2 separate regions of the Homo sapiens genome follow, and region 2 is linked to region 1. Evidence: read pairs that join two places in POLR2A ChIA-PET (ENCODE). Cell type or tissue: PC-3. All regions are shown on one strand. Each heading gives the region's core, and the rest is flanking DNA. Links, peaks and the distances in the headings are about the cores only.

The links. Peaks named below come from ENCODE experiments on the same cell type or tissue, not always from the same donor. Only the 100,000 strongest peaks of a DNase experiment are listed, where the experiment ranks them.
Region 2: POLR2A ChIA-PET joins it to region 1 with 10 read pairs; 2 of 35 experiments call an interaction of 5 or more read pairs at or near these places.

Annotation. Positions count from the first base shown.
Region 1 is chr10:59,987,027-59,995,026 of GRCh38, forward strand. No RefSeq gene overlaps it. Among named protein-coding and RNA genes, the nearest start is that of LINC01553, 30 kb to the left of the region's middle. In PC-3, for the core only: no CTCF peak of the experiment used is centred there; DNase peaks (open chromatin) are centred at 4,845 and 7,135; H3K4me3 peaks cover 1,552 bases; H3K27ac peaks cover 2,559 bases.
Region 2 is chr10:59,685,101-59,696,110 of GRCh38, forward strand. The region is part of intron 1 of SLC16A9 (solute carrier family 16 member 9); the gene reads right to left. Among named protein-coding and RNA genes, the nearest start is that of SLC16A9, 19 kb to the right of the region's middle. In PC-3, for the core only: no CTCF peak of the experiment used is centred there; a DNase peak (open chromatin) is centred at 3,971; H3K4me3 peaks cover 1,080 bases; H3K27ac peaks cover 2,733 bases.

The DNA.
Region 1 (8,000 bases), core at 1-8,000:
ATTTGTATGTCTTCTTCTGAGAAATGTCTGTTCAGATATTTTGCCCATTTTTAATCAGATTATTAGATTTTGTTCCTATAGAGTTGTTTGAGCACCTTATATTCTGGTTATTAATCCTTTGTCAGATGGATAGTTTGCAAATATGTTCTTCCATTCTGTGTGTTGTCTCTTCACTTTGTTGATGATTTCCTTTGCTGTGCAGAAGCTTTTTAACTTGATGTGATTCCATTAGTTCATTTTTGCTTTGATTGCCTGTGCTTAAGGGTATTACTCAAGAAATCTTTGCCCAGTCCAATGTCCTGGAGAGTTCCCCTAATGTTTTCCTTTAGTGGCTTCATAGTTTGAGATCTTAGATTTAAGTCTTTAATTCATCTGGATTTGATTTTTGTATATGGTGAGAGATAGGGGACTAGTTTCATTCTTCTATATATGAATATCCAGTTTTCCCAGCACCATTTACTGAAGACTGTCCTTTCCCCAATGTATGTTCTTGGAATCTTTGTAAAAAATAAGTTAAATGTAGATGTATGGATTTGTTTCTGGGTTTCCTATTTTGTTTCATTGGTCTATGTGTCTGTTTATATGCCAGTACCATGCTGTTTTGCTTACTATAGCTCTGTAGTATAATTTGAAGTCGGGTAATGTGATGCCTCCATTTTTGTTCTTTTTGCTAAGGATAACTTTGGCTATTCCAGGTCTATTGTGGTTTTACAAAAGACCATCCTAAAATTTACAAATTTTGGGTTGTTTTTCTATTTCTGTGAAGAATGCCTTTGATATTTTGATAGGGATTACATTGAATCTGTAGATTGCATGGGTAGTATGGACATTTTAATAATATTGATTCCTCCAGTCCATGAACATGGAATATCTTTCCATTTTTTGTGTCCTCTTCCATTTCTTTCACCAGTGTTTTATAATTTTCGTTGTAGAGATGTTTCACTTCTTTGGTTAAATCCTAGGTATTTAATTTTATTTGTAGCTATGGTAAATGGGATTACGTTCTTGATTTTTTTTCAGATTGTTTACTGTTGGCATATAGAAATGCTACAGATTTTTGCATTTGACTTTCGTGTCCTGCAACTTTACTGAATTTATCAGTTCTAATAGTTTTTTGGTGGAGTCTTTACATTTTTCCAAATATAAAATCATGTCATCTGCAAACAAGGATAATTTGACTTCTGCTTTTCTAATTTGGATGCCCTTTATTTCTTTGTCTTATCTGTTTGCTCTAGCTAGGATTTCTAGTACTATGTTGAGTAATGGTGGTGAAAGTGGGCATTTTTGTTGTGTTTCAGATCTGAGAAGGAAGGCTTTTAGTTTTTTTCCCTATTCAGTATAATATTTGCCGTAGGTCTGTCATACATGGCTTCTATTATGTTGAGGCATTTTCCTTCCTTACCCAGTTTTTTGAGGGTTTTTATCATGAGGGATGTTGAATTTTATGAAATGCTTTTTTGGCATTAATTGAAATGATCTTACGGTTTTTGTCCTTTATTCTGTTTATATGGTGTATGATATTGACTGATTTGTGTATGTTGAATCATCCATGTATCACTGGGATAAATCCCACTCGGTCATGATGAATGATCTTTTTAATGTGTTGCTGAATTCTGTTTGCTAGTATTTTGTGGAAGACTTTTTTTTTTATCAATGTTCATCAGATATATTTGCCTATAGTTTTCTTGATGCGTCTTTGTCTGCTTTTGGTACTAGGGTAATACTGGCCTCATAGAATAATTCTGAAACTATTTTTTGAAATAATTTGAGTAGAATTGGTATTGGTTCTTTAAATGTATGATAAAATTAAGCAGTGAAGCCATCAGGCCCCAGGCTTTTCTTTGCTGGGAGACATTTTATTATGAGTTTAGTTGTAATGATCGTTACTTGTAGTGGTCTGTTCAGGGTTTAGATTTCTTCATGGTTCAATCTTTGTAGGTTGTGCATGTCTTGGAATTTATCCATTTCATCTAGATTTTCTAATTTATTGGCACATAGTTGCTCATAGAAGCCTCTAATGATTCTTTGAATTTCTGCAGTATTGGTTATCATTTCATCTCTGATTTTATATATTTGGATCTTCTCTTTTTATCTTAGTCTGGCTAAAGGTTTGTCCATTTTGTTTATCTTTTCAAAAAACCAACTTTTCATTTCATTTATCTTTTATATTGTTTTCTTCATTTCAGCTTCATTTATTTCTGTTCTGATCTTTATTATATTTTTTCTTCTACTAGCTTTGGGGTTGCTTTTCCAGTTCTCTAAGATGTCTCATTAGGTTGTGCATTTGAAGTTTTTCTTTTTTGATGTAGTCCCTTATAGCTGTAAACTTTCCTCTTAGTACAGTTTTGTTGTGTCCCATAGGTTTTGGTATGCTGTATTTCCATTATCTTTTCCTTCAAGAAATGTTTCTATTTCCTTCTTAATCTCTTCATTCACCCACTGGTCATTCAAGAGCATATTGTCTAATTATCATGTGTTTGTAAAGTTTCCAAAATTCTTCTTGTTATTGATTTCTAGTTTTATTTCATTGTGGTCAGAGAAGATACCTGAAATTGAATTTTTTTTGAATGTTTTGTCTCCTGTTTTAATTGGCTTTCCTCCGGGGAGGGGAAGGCTTTGCTATGGAGTACTCCAGCTTTGTCATCCATCTTAGAGACCCCAAAGAATAAAGGCTGCCCTTTCTCATTGTCCATATGTAATACATCAGAGGAGAACTCTGGCTAGATTTGAGATATGCCTTTCCTTAAGTGTGTCACTTATTGACAAGGGGCATGAAACATCATGATTAGCCAGGTCTGGGTCACAGGCCCATTCCACTTTTCCTGGAGATGAGTTGCTATCCTTGTCAGCCCCAGTACAACCATCTGACATGGTGGACTGGCAGCTTCCTAAAGGAAGAAGGTGTTCTTACCAGCAGAGAGGGGAAGGGATGTGTATTAAGTATCTAAGCCAGAAAAAGCTAAAGCAAATAAGCCAAATAAGAGAAGGAAAGGGAATACACCAAGATGGAATATCAGGTAGAACAGAGAGCGGGGATCCAGGCAAGCACTTGGCAATCACCTGTTGCAGCATCTGGACCCTTTTAAATATCAGTTGTCTTCCCCCTGGGAAACGTGGAGGAAGGCTTGATTTCTTTTTTTTCATAACCATATTTTGGTCAAGAGAAAGACTTTCAAGTGGAAAGTTCCAGTGGTATGGTCCTAGTTGAAAATCTTATCGTGGGTTTTGTCCACTCTATCTATGGATTGAGGTTTGTATAATGTCATTGCACTCATATGTTTGAAGATAATTTTTGGAAAACACAAACTTATGGAGTTCAGTTTGGCAGTCATGATAAACATTTTAATAGGCTTACTCATTGATGTAACAGTTTTACTTCTGAGAATTTACCTAACCAAAACGTTTTGTACAAATGTGTAAAGACATGCACAAGTATGTTTATTGCTTCATTGTTGTAAGATTGAAAAATTAATGGCACTAAGAGTTTGCCAATAGAAAACTGATTCATTTGTACAATAAACTACTAGACAGCCTTGAAAAAGGTGAAGTAACCATATATATATTAATGTGGAAAGGGTTCCAATATAAATTAAATAGAAAATAACAGGGCACTAGGTATAGTATATCCTTTGTGTGTATGTGAAAGTTATAGGTGTTTGCGTGTAGGATTGTGGGTATGAGTATATATGCCTTTTGTGGATAATGCCTGAAAGTATGCATAGCTGCCTTTAGGGGAGTGATATTTGGCTGGGGTGGGAATGAGAGGTGTTTTTTCCTAGTATGTTCCTGTATTGTTTTAATTTTTTAATGATCATGCATTATTTTAATAATATAAAAGGGTTTTAAAAATTGTGTTCAGTCAAATTTCAGAAGTGATAATAACTGCTTAAACATTCTTCGGAAAGATTTATTCTTTAAAAAAATCATTTTATGTATAGATACAGTGCCTGACTTGAAATTAGAAAAAAATACCTCTTTTACAGTTCATACCCACTCAGAGGTAAAAAAAAAAAAAAAAAAAAAAAAAAAGCCACTGGCTTGGGCAGATTTTTCTTTCAAGCTTTTAGTTCTCATAGTTTCCCCTAAGTAGCTTTGTATGACTGGTTTAGATGTAGCCCCCAAAGTGGTTATTTTGTCTATTTGATAAAATTCCAAATCCATTATTTCCCCTCTCTGTTGCACTAGGTTTTCATTACAAAACCTCCTTATGCTGCCAGCACTGAAGGGGCTGTTGATACTCAGGGCTACTGTGTTGTATAACTACCAGGTGTGCCTCACCTGTTATATCACATATGCAAATGATAGCTGGAGTTTGTGTACCTGGTGCCTGTGAATTGTATTTACAAGTGAATGTTTCTTGCTAAGGATGCTGTGCCTTGGATGCTGACTGCCAGTTGTGGTTAATAATATCAGAGCCATCTTTCTGTCTCTGATAAAAATACTGATACTAAGAATCTCCCCTTAGTGAAAAGTTAGCCCAGAAGTCATTGTGTATTATTGTAAAAACTCCCACTAGAAGTAGTTGTCTTAAAAAAAAAAAAAAAAAAAAAAAAGAGGGTTTTGCTAACCAGTGTCCTCTATGATTATAGAATTTCAGACAATGGAACAGAGCTCAGTGAACAAACTCGAGATAAGCTGGGGAAGACAAGCTATTTTACTTGTTTCGATTTCTTCCCTTTCTTTTATTCTGAACGCCCAGCTCCTGTAAAACCTTCCGTTTTCCTCCCCTCCCTACCTTGAGTGGTTCCCATGGCAACAGCAGTCTGGTGGGGTGGAGCAGTAGTGTGTGTCTGGGTCATTTGTAAGTTGAGTGTTTATGAGGTAGGAACTGTCTGTACTGCATTAGTCATTTGTATCTCAACATTAAAGTAGGTTGGCTCTCTTCTAATGAGGAAGTATCTGTTCTTTTAATATTCTGGCAAGCTTATGCATTCTCTTCCTCATACAAGTCATAGAGACAAATGTGTCACAGGATTTTGATCCCCAGGAGGTATATGGAGTGAAAGGAAACTTTGTGGATGAAAAAGAGGAACAGATGGGAATGGCAAGAATAGAAAACAGGAAAGAGTTTTCAATCTCTGTGAGAATGGTGGTAATTCCACAATGATTCAATCATATAGAGTAAACTATCACAAGTGAGCACTATCCACCCTCAGTCAGATTTTGCTTGAAAGTACAAATATTTGGTGGCTGTCCTTCCTAAAAGTTCTTCCCAGCAGGCTGTTAATGGGCCTTGACATCTTCATTAGCTGGTATTCCTTGAGGTTAAGACACTGACTGTTTTTGAAAAGGCAAAAGTGTGAGGGTGGAGGTCACATTTACATTTATTTTTATGCCTCCTGTGCCAGCTCCAGTGCCCTATAAATACTGAGTAAATGACCTGGCCAATATTATCACTAAGAATAGTTTACATTCTGTATTTTTAGCAGATTAATTCTAGTTATTTAATCATTCATTCAGCACATGTTTCCTAATGATGAAGATAATAAAGATAACTTTTGGCAGGGTGTGGTGGCTCACACCTGTAATCCCAGCACTTTGGGAGGTCGAGGTGGGCGGATCACGAGGTGAGGAGATGGAGACCATCCTGGCTAACATGGTGAAACCCCGTCTCTACTAAAAATACAAAAAATTAGCCAGGTATTGTGGCGCATGCCTGTAATCCCAGCTACTCAGGAGGCTGAGGCAGGAGAATTGCTTGAACCCAGGAGGCGGAGGTTGCAGTGAGTTGAGATTGTGCCACTGCATTCCAGATAGTGCCACTGCACTCCAGCCTGGGTGACGAGCAAGGCTCCATCTCAAAAAATAAAAATAATAAATATAGATAACTTTTATAGTACATGTACTATAAGCTGGGCAATTGTGTGTGCATTATTTCAAGCCTCAAAGCAACCCTATGGTAGGTACTGTTAGTATTACCATTTTACAGGTGAAGAAAAGTAAGCTTAAAGAGGTTAAATTAATTTCCCCATGCAAATGGCTCATAAATGGCAGAGGCAGAACTTGAGTGAGTCTTTCTATTGTGTAAAGTCTGTGCTTTAGGTCCCGTTGCTGTTGAGTGTTGGGAGACAATTTTTCATTGTTATCTTGCATCTTTTTCTTGTAATTTATTTGTTAACTGAGATGTTCTGTGAAGTTTCCTAGAGTTTGGGTTTTGTTGATTGCGTCCTTGAAGTATCATTTAATGTGTTTACTTTTCCTCTGTATTTTCTGTAAATTGGTAGTAGCATTATAGAAGCTTGATCAGATTCTAGTTTGGGTTTTTCTGGGGCAAATCTCCATAAGTGATACTGTGTTTTTCCATTTGCTGAGAGACATGATGTCTGATTGTCTCTCTTTTAATATTAGCAACTATTCATATTGAAATACTGGTTCAGCTACATTTTTGGAGGTTGTAGAATAGTGATTTTCTACTCTATTGATCATATATGTATTGTGTGTGTGTGTGTAAACCTCTTTTTAAATTTTATTTATTTATTTAGACAGGGTCTCACTCTGTCACCCAGGCTGAAGTACAGTGGGGCGATCTCAACTCACTGCAGCCTCCACCTCCTGAGTTCAAGGGATCCTCCCACCTCAGCCTCCTGAGTAGCTGAGACAACAAGTGTGCACCAACATGCCTGGCTAATTTTTTCTTTTTTATTTGTAGAGACAGGGTTTCGCCATGTTTCCCAGGCTGGTCTCGAACGCCTAGACTCAAGCAATCTGCCTGCCTTGGCCTCTCAAAGTGCTGGATTACAGGCATGAGCCACAGTACCCGGCCACAAACCATTTATTCACTAGAATACTTTTATAAAGAGAAACTTTCCCCTTATCTATTATTTGATTACCTAGCAGTACGCTTTCTTTAGGAAAGGACGGATGAATGCTTGATTCTTCCCCTTATAAATTTTCAAAATAATGAAATAGTTCTTAATCATCTTCCATGGTTATCAATTAACTGTTTTTTTATTATGATTATGAATTCACAGATTTAAATACACTTGATATTTTTCAATCCATTGCATTTATTCTTGTTGATGACTAACTCATCTCACTTTGATCTGTCATAGCCTCTTAGGTTCATTCCCTGAGTCATTTGACACACCCTAAGTAGTATGATAATTTCTTTTATCTCATATGGCAAGATGTTCCAGATTAGCTTTTAAAATTTCTTGCACCGACTAGGAATTGTCCATTTCTCCAGAGATCCCTTGTTCTCTTAACTGCAAAATGGTAATTGGAAACTCCTGGCTTTTATATTGATGACTAATTACAGGAAAATAATGTCTCTGATGGGATTCAGCTTATGGGTAGTCTGTTGGTGACCTCTGGCCAGAGTTATGATAGTAGCAGTGAGAATTTAAGAGAAAAGGATGGATAATAAAGAAGGCTCATGTTTCTTGTCCAAAAAGTAGGAAAAATTATTCATACTCCAGTAGGTTATTAGAATTAAATTACAGTTACACTACCTACTAGCTATGTGACCTTGGTCAACTTACTTAAGCTTTCTGTGCCTCCATTTCCCCATCTATGAAATGGTGTAATAATCTGACCTATCATATTTGGACTTGGTGACTACTTGGATAGGGAAGGGGAAAGAATATTTGATGTTTCAAATGAGAAGATTATAATTTTGTTTTCAAGTCATCATTGCTTGAAAACTTATGTAGTCTGCTTAATGTATTACATATATTATTTAATTTAACAGTGAAAGAGAGGGATTATTCCCATTTAAAGATGAAGAAATTGAGGCTCAAAGGAGGGGTCTCTGTGTGTGTGTCTCACTCATTTCTGGGGGGTTTTCTTGCTGCTCTCCCTTCCTTTCTCACACATAGAGTTAAGATATTGATGTGACCATTTTACAGAATAATGAAAATAACAGAGGCTTAATCAGGATTAAAGTTTATTTCCTTCATAATGATAGGCAAATGATCCGGGGATCTTCTGTTTTGCTGTTCCACCTTTCCTGGAGTTTTACCCTAATCCACATGTTTGAAATTGGTTTACCAGCACCCACT
Region 2 (11,010 bases), core at 1-8,000, 300 kb before region 1:
AATATTTTCAATGTCTCTCTTTTTCATAAAAAAGTAGTATATTATACATTACATTCCCCACCTTCCTTTGTCCACATAACATCCTGAGAGATTTTTCCCTATCAATACATAGACAGCATCCTTAGTCATTTTTATAAGTACATAGGATGTATACATATGGCTGTATGCTTGCTTATTTATTTACTCACTGAATAGGCAAAAACACTTGCATGGTTCATAATGAAAAAAAGACAAAAGATAAACAGTCCCCTGTCTACCTATTTCCCATCTAAGCCTTATCTCCTCCACAGGTAACCAATGCATCTTGTTTCTTGTATAGCCTTCTAAAGTTTCTTTATGCATACACTGGCAAACTCAAGTATAGATTTCCCTTATTTTTTACACACAAAAAAATAGCATATTATATACATTGGTATGTGCCTTGTTCTCTTTCACTTGACAAATATCTGGAAGATCTTCCACATCAATGCATACTGACCTTCCTTATTCATTTCTTACTTCTGCACTGTATTCCAGTATGGGACTTTATCTTAGTTTGTTCGACCAGTCCCTGTGGCTTTAATGGAAAACAATGTGCAGTGAAAAACCTTACATATTCATATATCTTTTTGCTTATAGGCATATTTGTTAGGTAAAATCCAAAAGAGGAATTGCTGAGTCAAAAGGAATATACATTTGTAATTGTAATTTCAGAAAATATTGAAAAAGCTGAGTTGGGAGGATCATTGAGGCCAGGTATTACCAAATTAAGTTCAAGAGCATTGAGCTAATTCATATTGTCTCCAGGATTTTGAATGTGTTGTGAAACTTTTGGATTTTTGCAAATTTCTTGGTTTTAAAATAGCATTTCATCATAGTTTCAACTTGCATTTCTTTCTTTTTTTTTTTTTTTTTTGAGATGGAGTTTTGCTCTGTCGCCCAGGCTGGAGTGCAGTGGCGCAATCTCGGCTCACTCAACTTGCATTTCTTACAGTATAAATGTCGTGTACCGTTTTGGAGATGAAAAGCCAGCTGAAATTCCTAATTCTTAGGTGTATATGGATATTCTATTCTGTTCCATTGGTCTGTCTATTCACACATCATTACCACATTTGTTTCATCACAGAATCTTTTTTATAAAAGTCCTTTTACCATATTTTAATCTCTAATGGGGCTTTTTCTGTCTTTATAATTACACTCCTTTTGAAATATTTTGTAGCTATTCATGTTTTCTGTTCTATATGAACTTCAGAATCAGCCTGTCTGGTTCAAAAAGAAATCAGATGATGCTTTCATTAGGACTGAGTTAAATTTAAAAATTGATGTAAGGAGAATTGACCTTTTATGATGTCAACTCATTCTAAGAACATAATATGTTTTGCATTTGTTCAAGTCTCCATCTATGTTCTTAGTGTTTAAAATGTTCCTCAATATTTCATTGTATTGTATTTTTATAGATTTTATCCTCGCTGCTAATATTGTAATTGGGGTCATTTATTTGTCTTCTGTTTGTATGCTTAAAAGCTATTGATGTCTGTATGTTAATTTTACATCCCACTTCCTTACAAAATTCTCCTATTTGTGGTGGATTTTCAGATGATTTTCTTGGGTATATACAATGCACAATGCAATACAGTCATATAGTCACCTACAGTTACAATTTTTTATCTCCTTATATGTCTTAAATTTTTATACTTCCAATTTCCTTTTTTATAAAATCAAATGGTAGATTTATTGGCTGTCTCTGTTACACAATGAGATGAAAACATCTTAATTCAGGACATCCTCCACCTTGCTTTGGTTTCCAGTTGTACTGCAAGACCAGTGTCAGGCACATAGGCTGATTAATCAAAGTTTCGCTCTTGCTGCCCAGGCTGGAGTGCAATGGCACAATCTCGGCCCACAGCAACCTCCGCCTCCTAGGTTCAAGCGATTCTCCTGCCTCAGCCTCCTGAATAGCTGGGATTACAGGCACCACCATGCCCAGCTAATTTTTTGTATTTTTAGTAGAGACGGGGTTTCACCATGTTGGCCAGGCTGGTCTTGAACCCCTGACCTCAGGTGTTTCACCCATCTCAGCCTCCCAAAGTGCCAGGATTACAGGCATGAGCCACCGTGCCTGGCCCCTAATTTCCTTCTTTTGTCTTTGCATTGAACAGTACATACAGAATAATACCAATTAACAAAAGTATACATTTTTGTCTTGTTCTTAACTTTAGTGGGAATGCCCTCAAATACCATGATGTTGCCTCTGGTGCTTTGTTGGATTTCTTTTACGAAGTTAAGAAAGTAATTTGCATTTTTATATTTTTGAGTGTTATTATAAATAATTGTTATTACATTTTATCAATGTATTTCCAGTGTATAGGAAGATGGTCATACAATTTTCCCTTTATAACTCTTAATATGATAAAATATATGTTTTCTACTACTGAAGCATCCATGAATTATTGGATTAAATTTCCTTGGTTCATGCATTGTTTTGACTATGTTAGTCTATTTTGGCGGAGGAATTTTTTACTTCATAGGCAAAATTTGTCTATTTTTGTTTTTGATTTCTACTAGTGTTGGTAACCAAATGGTGTTTACTTTATTTAAAGCTTTGGGCTGGGCACAGTGGCTCATGCCTGTAATGCCAGAACTTCAGGAGGCCAAGGAATGGCTTGAGCCCAGGAGTTCGAGGCCAGCCTGGGCAACATAGTGAAACTCTATCTCTACAAAAAAATACAAAAATTAGACTGGTGTGGTGGTGCAGCTGTAGTCTCAGCTGCTCAAAAGGCTGAGGTGGGAGGATGGCTTGAGTCCAGGAGTTTGAGGTTACAGTGAGCAGTAATTGCACCACTGCACTCCAGTGTGGGTGACACAGTGAGACCCTGTCTCAACAACAACAAAAAAAAAAAAAGGAAAGAAAAGAAAAGAAAAATTTTCCTTCTTTTCCTAAACAGCTTACATGGCAATGGATTTGGAGATCCAAGGCTTAACCTTCAGGTCCCCAGCAGGGCCTCCCACTTAACCTGTACCTTCCATGTCTCTTCACTATGCCAGGTTTACTGTCAGGTGCAACAGAGTCTTTGCCCACGGATTCTGCCAAACCATGCACTTGGCTGTGGTTTCAACAGATAATCTCTGAAGACAGTAGGAATATCAATTATCCATTCACACACAGCCTAATTAGATGACAAGGCATTTGGCTACCTTCAGAGAGTCATAGCTACACCCATCATTTGCCTGGGCTTCCATGGATTTATTTCTTCACTTTGATTTCAGAGCACTGGGCAGAACTCATGTCACCACGTGCATAAGTCTTTACACAAATTAACTTTCAACATTTAATGATCAAAAACAGAGAGATGTTACAATTAGTGAACAAAACTGTAGGTATAAAATCTAGACACTCAAACCATATGATTGTGTTAACAGAATTATCCAAACTTCCAAATCAGAAACTTTTGTAGTAATCAAATATGTCCCTCCATTGGAAATTTGCTCTCTCTGGTACCTACTCTATTGTAAAAGTAAACAATGCAATTCTGATCTTTCTAATGACAATTTAGTACTTTACAATTTCTGTCCAGAATCCTCTTTAAAGAAAATATTGTCTGAACTCCTCAAACTAGATAGGATATGATAGAAATAGCCAAACATCTAAAGAGACTAAGAGGTTGTGTGAAGACAAATGCATACGAGATTGTCCTTCATTCAAATGCTCCAATCACAGCACTTCAGGAAAAGTACACATTTATAGAGACAAAGCACCAGAATCATGAATAAAGCCAGTATTCCTGGGAGGTTGCGGGCAATGGGGGAGGATGAAGAGAATTATCTCCCTTACCAGTTTTCAAACCTAAGTAGACAAAAATGCCTTTCTACACCACACACCTCCGCCCTCCCTTGCATTGCCATGCCCTGCCTTCGGTGACATTTCAGGATGTAGGACAAGAGCCAAAGAAATTCTCACAGTAAATATTTAAGAGAGCAAACCTTGGAAATACAAAGTTCCCATGCACATCAACTCTGACTAGAAAGGCAAGTTTTTATAGCGATGACTAACAGCTTCTGATCTGTCATCATCTCAGAGTTTAAGATACATGTAGTGTCAATAGAACACAGTTAAAACTACCATTGAGTGATTTCCTGTATTCTGTCACTCTAGTACCCTCCTCCCGTGGCTTCCTCTATTCCCTAGGTGCCTCTCACCAGCTGTTTTTCTGATATTCTGTACTGCGTAAGGTGATTTTATGAATAGGCTAGCCTTCATTTCTCCTTTTTTGTAATGGTGCTCAACTTCCTTTTTGAGGATGTAGATCAGTCCTATGGCTAGAGGGCTTGTGGGACTGTTAATTAAGTTTCCTTGACCTTGAGCAATAAAGGGCATCTAACCCAAGAGAAGCCAGTAGGCTTTCAGGACTCTGAATCTTGATTGAAATGCCTGAATCTTGAGTGAAATGCTATATAAGGAAAGGAAAATCTGCGGAGTTTATGGATCCCCATGAAAGTGCACTGAAGAGACCTCTGTCAGTCCTACTACGTTGACCTCCTAGAGATACCGAAGCCTGGTTTCTCCAACCTTCCACGTTTGTGAGCTAACCCAGTAAATTATTTTGTTAAGTTATCGGTACTCATTTCTTTACCTGCAGCTGAATAAATATATTGTGAGTATGCAGTAATTTCAAGTTGATTATTTTAACCATCCATACCCCACTTGGTTCCATTTGGGACAAAGGTAAAGCTGAGGAATATTGTTGATGACCATAGAATATAAGAAATATAGATGTGCCATATCTATTTTTATGAAAATTTCTTATTATCCTCCCTTCTTCATATCTTATGATCTAATATGATACATTCCCTTATTTGGCACTCTTTTTCATAAAAATTCCAAATTAACTAAAACTTCCACTAAGCCCATTTATCCTAATGTTTATAGAAATGCAGCAAGATAAAAGTGGTCTTAAAAATTAGCTGGGTGTGGTGGCATGCACCTGTGGTCCCAGCTACTTGGGAGGCTGAGGCAGGAAGATAGCTTGAGCTGAGGAGGTGAGCCATAACAGTGAGCCATGATTATGCCACTGTTCTCCACCCTGGGCAACAGATCAAGATGCTGTCTCAAAAAGAAAAAAAAGAAGAAAGTGGTCTTTATTCAAAATGTTCTTGATCACTTACATTTAAGTTATATTGCACTAGCTACTAAGGGAGACCAGAAGGCATATAAGGTATGGTCCCTGACCTCAGGAACTCTTTTAACTCACTTAGGAAGGTAAGATATGTGTACATGGGAAGGTGTGTCCACGTGGAAAGGTATGTGCAAAAGAGTACGTACACGATTGGGTGCCATACAAGTGGATGGATATTAAATGTTTAGGAGTCGAAGGAAATGAAAGCACTCAAGATGGGAGCAGGAGTGGAAGGGCCTCATAAAGTAGGTTAGTTGTGAAGAACAATGAAGGGATTCATAGAAGGGCGGCCAAGGCAAGAGGAATAACATGAACATACATGTGTAATCAGGATAGGCCCGATAGGTTTGGTGGAGTTGGAGAGGGCAGTTCTTACAGGGCTCACAGAGCAAAACAAGATTAGAAAAATGGTACTCTCCATGTAAATTCAAGAAAAATGTGTTTCAAGAAGTCTGTGTTTATAACCACAAGAAATAATTGTTTCTACATATTGTAGAATTAATCATTTATATTATCTAAGTGGTGGAATTTTTTTTCCAAAAAAAAAAGGCCAGGCAGGGTGGCTCACACCTATAATCTCAGCACTCTGGGAGGCCGAAGTGGGTGGATCACCTGAGGTCAGGAGTTCCAGACCAGCCTGGCCAACATGGCAAAACCCCGTCTCTACTAAAAAATACAAAAATTATCTGGGCATGGTGGCACGCGCCTGTAATCCCAGCTACTCAGGAGGCTGAGGCTGGAGAATCGCTTGAACCCGGGAGGCAGAGGTTGCAGTGAGCTGAGATCACGCCACTGCACTCCAGCCTAGGTGACAGAGCAAGACTCCATCTCTAAATAAATAAGTAAGTAAATAAATGAATGAAACAAGATCTGTAAGTATCAGAAGGCACTATGTTATTTAGATTTATGATCCATGCATACATTCAACGTTTTGGAGTCTTATTCAAATGTATGAAAATGTGTTTCTAAGAAATAGATATTGTACTACATTCTAGTAAACTATTTGAGAATTTGGAATCTCCTTCAACCAGAGTGTTAACAAACCAGGACTCTGAGTGACCAGACACCTTATAAAACTCAAAATTAGAAACCATTTTGAGAGATCATTTGAAGAACACTAATTTAGGGGCAGTTTTTTTATACTACAGGGTTTAAAGAAGTTTCACAGAATTAATTTGAATTTGAACTTGAACTTGTAAGCATCTTTCTTAACTTTAACTTAAAAAAATTAAATACAGTACATGTATTATGAGCCTCCCTTGGAGGAGAGAGAAGAGCATGAAATAATATTAACCATAAGAAGATATCACTATTCAACAAAATTAGATTATCATTAGTAGAAAGGATAGTATATCTCCTAAAGCCAGAACCTGTTTTGTTTAAGGGGAAAGGAGAGTTGGCAAGTTCTAATCCCTTCCTTCGGGAAACGAAAAAGACTATTGATGAAAGACTACATTTCATTCACAATAAAGCTTTAAGTTCCAGCACCTTCGATTATGTTTAGTTCTGCTCAAATAATGCCAATCCTTTGTTTCTTCAACTCTTTACATTGGCTGAAAATTTCTGCTCTGGATATAGGCTGTCAGAACTGCAGGTGTGACATTTAAGAACACTGAGTATTTCTATCCCTGAAATGTATACATATGCACTATACTAATTTTTGCCAAATACAAAGTGATTTACAAGTATTTAATCTTATTTTCAGCTGACAGTTTCCTGTTGCCTTTGCTCCCTTCCCCAAAATTATCTTTCCCTAATAACCCCCATTTGAGCATTGTCTATAAACATCTCCTTAAAGATTCATAGATAGACTTTTCACTTGAAATATAAAAGGAGGTCAACAGTAGCACATTTTTATTTGAATCTCAATCACTACCGGATTGTCTGGTGCTGAAGCACTTTAAGAGCCTAGAATCCTGTGACTTTATCTTGGGAAAAAAATGGTTGATTCCAGGTTGATTTTGCCTTGATCTAGTTATCTGTGAGGTGAATCAAAAATCTAAATCATGCTGGGTTCCATGACCTTCCTACAGTTACATTTATGACACTTTAAGGCTATAAACCATGGGCGAGGAGGTGGACTGAAACCCTCACATGCTGCTGTGGCAGATGAAAAGGCTGAAGCCACTTTGGAAAAAAGTTTGAGGGGTGGAAATGGGGAATGACTGTTAAAGGGTGCAGGGCTTCTTTGTGGGATGATGAAAACATTTTAAAATTAGATTGTGGTGCAGGTAGCACAACTCTATGAACATGCTAAAAATCACTGAGCTGCACATATTAAATGGATCAGTTTTATCATGTATGAGTTATATACCTCAATAAAGCTGTTAAAATAAAACACTTCAAAAGCTACTGAAAATTATGTTTTAGCTCTGACTCCAATGTAGGTAACAAGTTTTATAAACTAAAAAGCAAACCTGTTCAGCCAGAAGCAGTTGTAATACTGATATCACTCTTTCCCTCAAACAATGACTTTTGTCCCTCCAAACATGTATCATTTATTCTATACCACCTCAGTTTGGGTGAAGGAATCCTGGGAATTGAGAAATAATTAACCAATACCTAAAAACAAACAAAAAAATGTAGGTAAACAAGTCATTCTTTGGGTGTTTTCATGAAATGTAAGCAAAAATGTAGATAACTTTTTGGGAATTCTAAAACAATAGGTACACAAATATATTTAAAACAAACTGAAGCTCCCAATTCAAATACAAATTAATTACATTTCATTTCATGAGACACATAACACAAGTGATCTTATCTCTAGTTCTTGAGTCCGCCTTCTCCATACCACATGTAATATTCTACTTCTACTTTTGCCTTCCCATTTCTTAAGCAATTTCATTTTATACTGTTCAAGGGGTAAAAAGTGCATCTGCGGTCATCAGCTGCAACAGTGTCAACACACTTATAACTGATTTTTATAACAATTTTTAAGTAGGACAGAACTTTAAAGTAAGTCTCCTCTGGGTCAAAGACCTAAACTGTCAAGTAAATCTACTCTCTTTGTTGATTGATGTATTAGCAAATGTCATCATGTTAACACTAACGTAAGTCCTTTAAAAGTTATAGTCACTAGATCAATTTTGTCACTTTCCAATGACGTTTCAAGATGTCAGTGTATCATTTCTCTTCTAAAGTCAAAAAAATATACTTATATATCAACATCAGTTTTTAAGGAAAAGAAAAAGAATCCACCCTGTTGTGCTTCTAAAGTATTAAAACTCTTTGTAAAATCATATTGAGTCATCTTCATTCTGTATGTCTATATATACACACACACACAATTCTATAAGAATTTTCTACGGTTTGAAATAGCTATTCAAGGGGGTGAACTCCAAATAATAATTTTATGTATTATTTATTTATTTATTTATTTATTTTGAGATGGAGTCTCACTCTTTCGCCCAGGCTGGAGTGCAGTGGCGTGATCTCGGCTCACCGTAAGCTCCGCCTCCCAGGTTCACGTCATTCTCCTGCCGCAGCCTCCCAAGTAGCTGGGGCTACAGGCGCCCGCCACCACACCCGGCTAATTTTTTTGTATTTTTAGTAAGACGGAGTTTCACTGTTAGCCAGGATGGTCTTGATCTCCTGACCTCGTGATCCGCCTGCCTCTGCCTCCCAAAGTGCTGGGATTACAGGCGTGAGCCACTGCACCCGGCCTTTTAATTTTACTTATTTATTTATTTATTTATTTATTTTGAGATGGAGTCTCGCTCTGTCGCCCAGGCTGGAGTGCAGTGGCGCTATCTCGGCTCACCACAAGCTCCGCCTCCCGGGTTCAGGCCATTCTCCTGCCTCAGCCTCCGGAGTAGCTGGGACTACAGGCGCCCGCCACCACGCCCGGTAACTTTTTTTTGTATTTTTAGTAGAGACGGGGTTTCACCGTGTAAATCAGGATGGTCTTGATCTCCTGACCTTGTGATCCACCTGCCTCGGCCTCCCAAAGTGCTGGGATTATAGGCGTGAGCCACCACGCCTGGCCTCCAAATAATAATTTTCGTACAACTGTAAATCCAGTTGTGGTGGCCTTGATCAGATTGTCTCAGAAATCAAGATGGGATTAAGCTACTTTCATGTTTCTGACTACTAGCATACTAAATATTGAAAGTAAGAAAAGAAAAAAGAGGATATGAAAATCAAGGTTTCGATTAAATATCTACATCTTAAAAATGAATGCTATTAGCCAGTGATTAATATATATAGAAAATAGTCTATATATTAAGATAGACTATAGATAGAATACATTAAGTATACTAAATATTCAGCCAGGTGCAGTGGCTCATGCCTGTATTCCAGCACTTTGGGAGGCCAAGGTGGGTGGATCACTTGAGGCCAGGAGTTTAAGACCAGCCTGGCCAACATAGTGAAACCCCATCTCTACTAAAAATACAAAAATTAGCCAGCTGTGATGGTGGGTGCCTGTAATCCCAGCTACTTGGGGGCTGAGACAGGAGAATCGCTTAAACCCAGGAGGTGGAGGTTGCAGTGACCTGAGATCGTGCTACTGCGCTCCAACCTGGGTAACAGAGCGAGACTCCATCTCAAATATATATATATATATACACACACACACACACATATATATACACTAAATATTTTTATATATTATATGTGATAAAAACTGATAAACATATATAGATAATGGATCCAAATGCCCATCAACTGATGAATGGATAAAGTATGATATATATCTACACAATGGACTATTATTCAGCAATAAAAAGGGATGGAATGCTTATACATGCAACAACATGAATAACCTTAAAAACCTTAAGCTAAGTGAGAAAATGTAATTGAAAGAGACCACACATTGTATGATTCCACTTATGTGAAATGTCCAGAACAGGCACATCTGTAGAAACAGAAAGTAGATTAGTGGCTGCCTAGGGCTGGGAGGTTTTGGGGTAGGGAGAAATGGGGAGTGACTGCTAATGCATATGAGGTTTCTTCGGGGGTGATGAAAATGCTCTAAAATTGATGGTAGTGATGGTTGTACTACTCTGAATATACTAAAGCCATCAAGGAATTATACACTTTAAATAAGTGAATTATATGTAATTTATAATTTAATAAATCTGTTACCAAAAAAATTAATGTAAACCCTATGTGAATTTGTCAAAACTCATCATACTGTATGCTTATAATTGTTGAATTTTACTGGATGTAGGTTATAACACAACAAATTTACTTTTTAAAAGATGTATGCTATAAACACACAGTTACAATGACCAAATATATGGCCTGACTTAGAAAATTAACAGCAGCTGCATGAGACTTTTCATAAATACGAGCCCCCCCACCTCGTCAATGGCCCTCCTTGCCACCCACATCCACTCTCCCCACCTATACCTACACCCAAATTTCTAACCTAGTAACAGGTTTGTATGAGGAAAATACAATCAGGAAATTATGTATTGCTTATTTCATTGGTTATTATGGCTCCTCAAACAAAGGAGCAACAGAGCAAAGCTTCTCCTCAGGTGCAGGAATGCCTAAATAGCCTGAAAGAGGAATCTGAACAATGAGAAAAAAACATAAATTCAGGGTTTCCGAGGTCAACATCAGTGTCCTTGGGCTGCTTTAGGTACATATGGAGGAAGGAGATAACAGAAAACTATTTTAAGCAAGTTAACAATTTTTTCAATTACTTCCTAGCTTTCCTTTATTCTTTATTCTTAATTTTACCATGAAGATGGGGTAGACAGGAAGAAGGCACATTTCTCTAGCATCTGGTTCCAGAACGATAGGAACTGAGTAATGTTAAGATCAGAGGCGGTGTGACCCTGTCTCTACAAAAGATTTTTAAAGCCCTCTCCCCTCTCCCCTCTCCCCTCTCCCTCTCCGTCTCCCCACG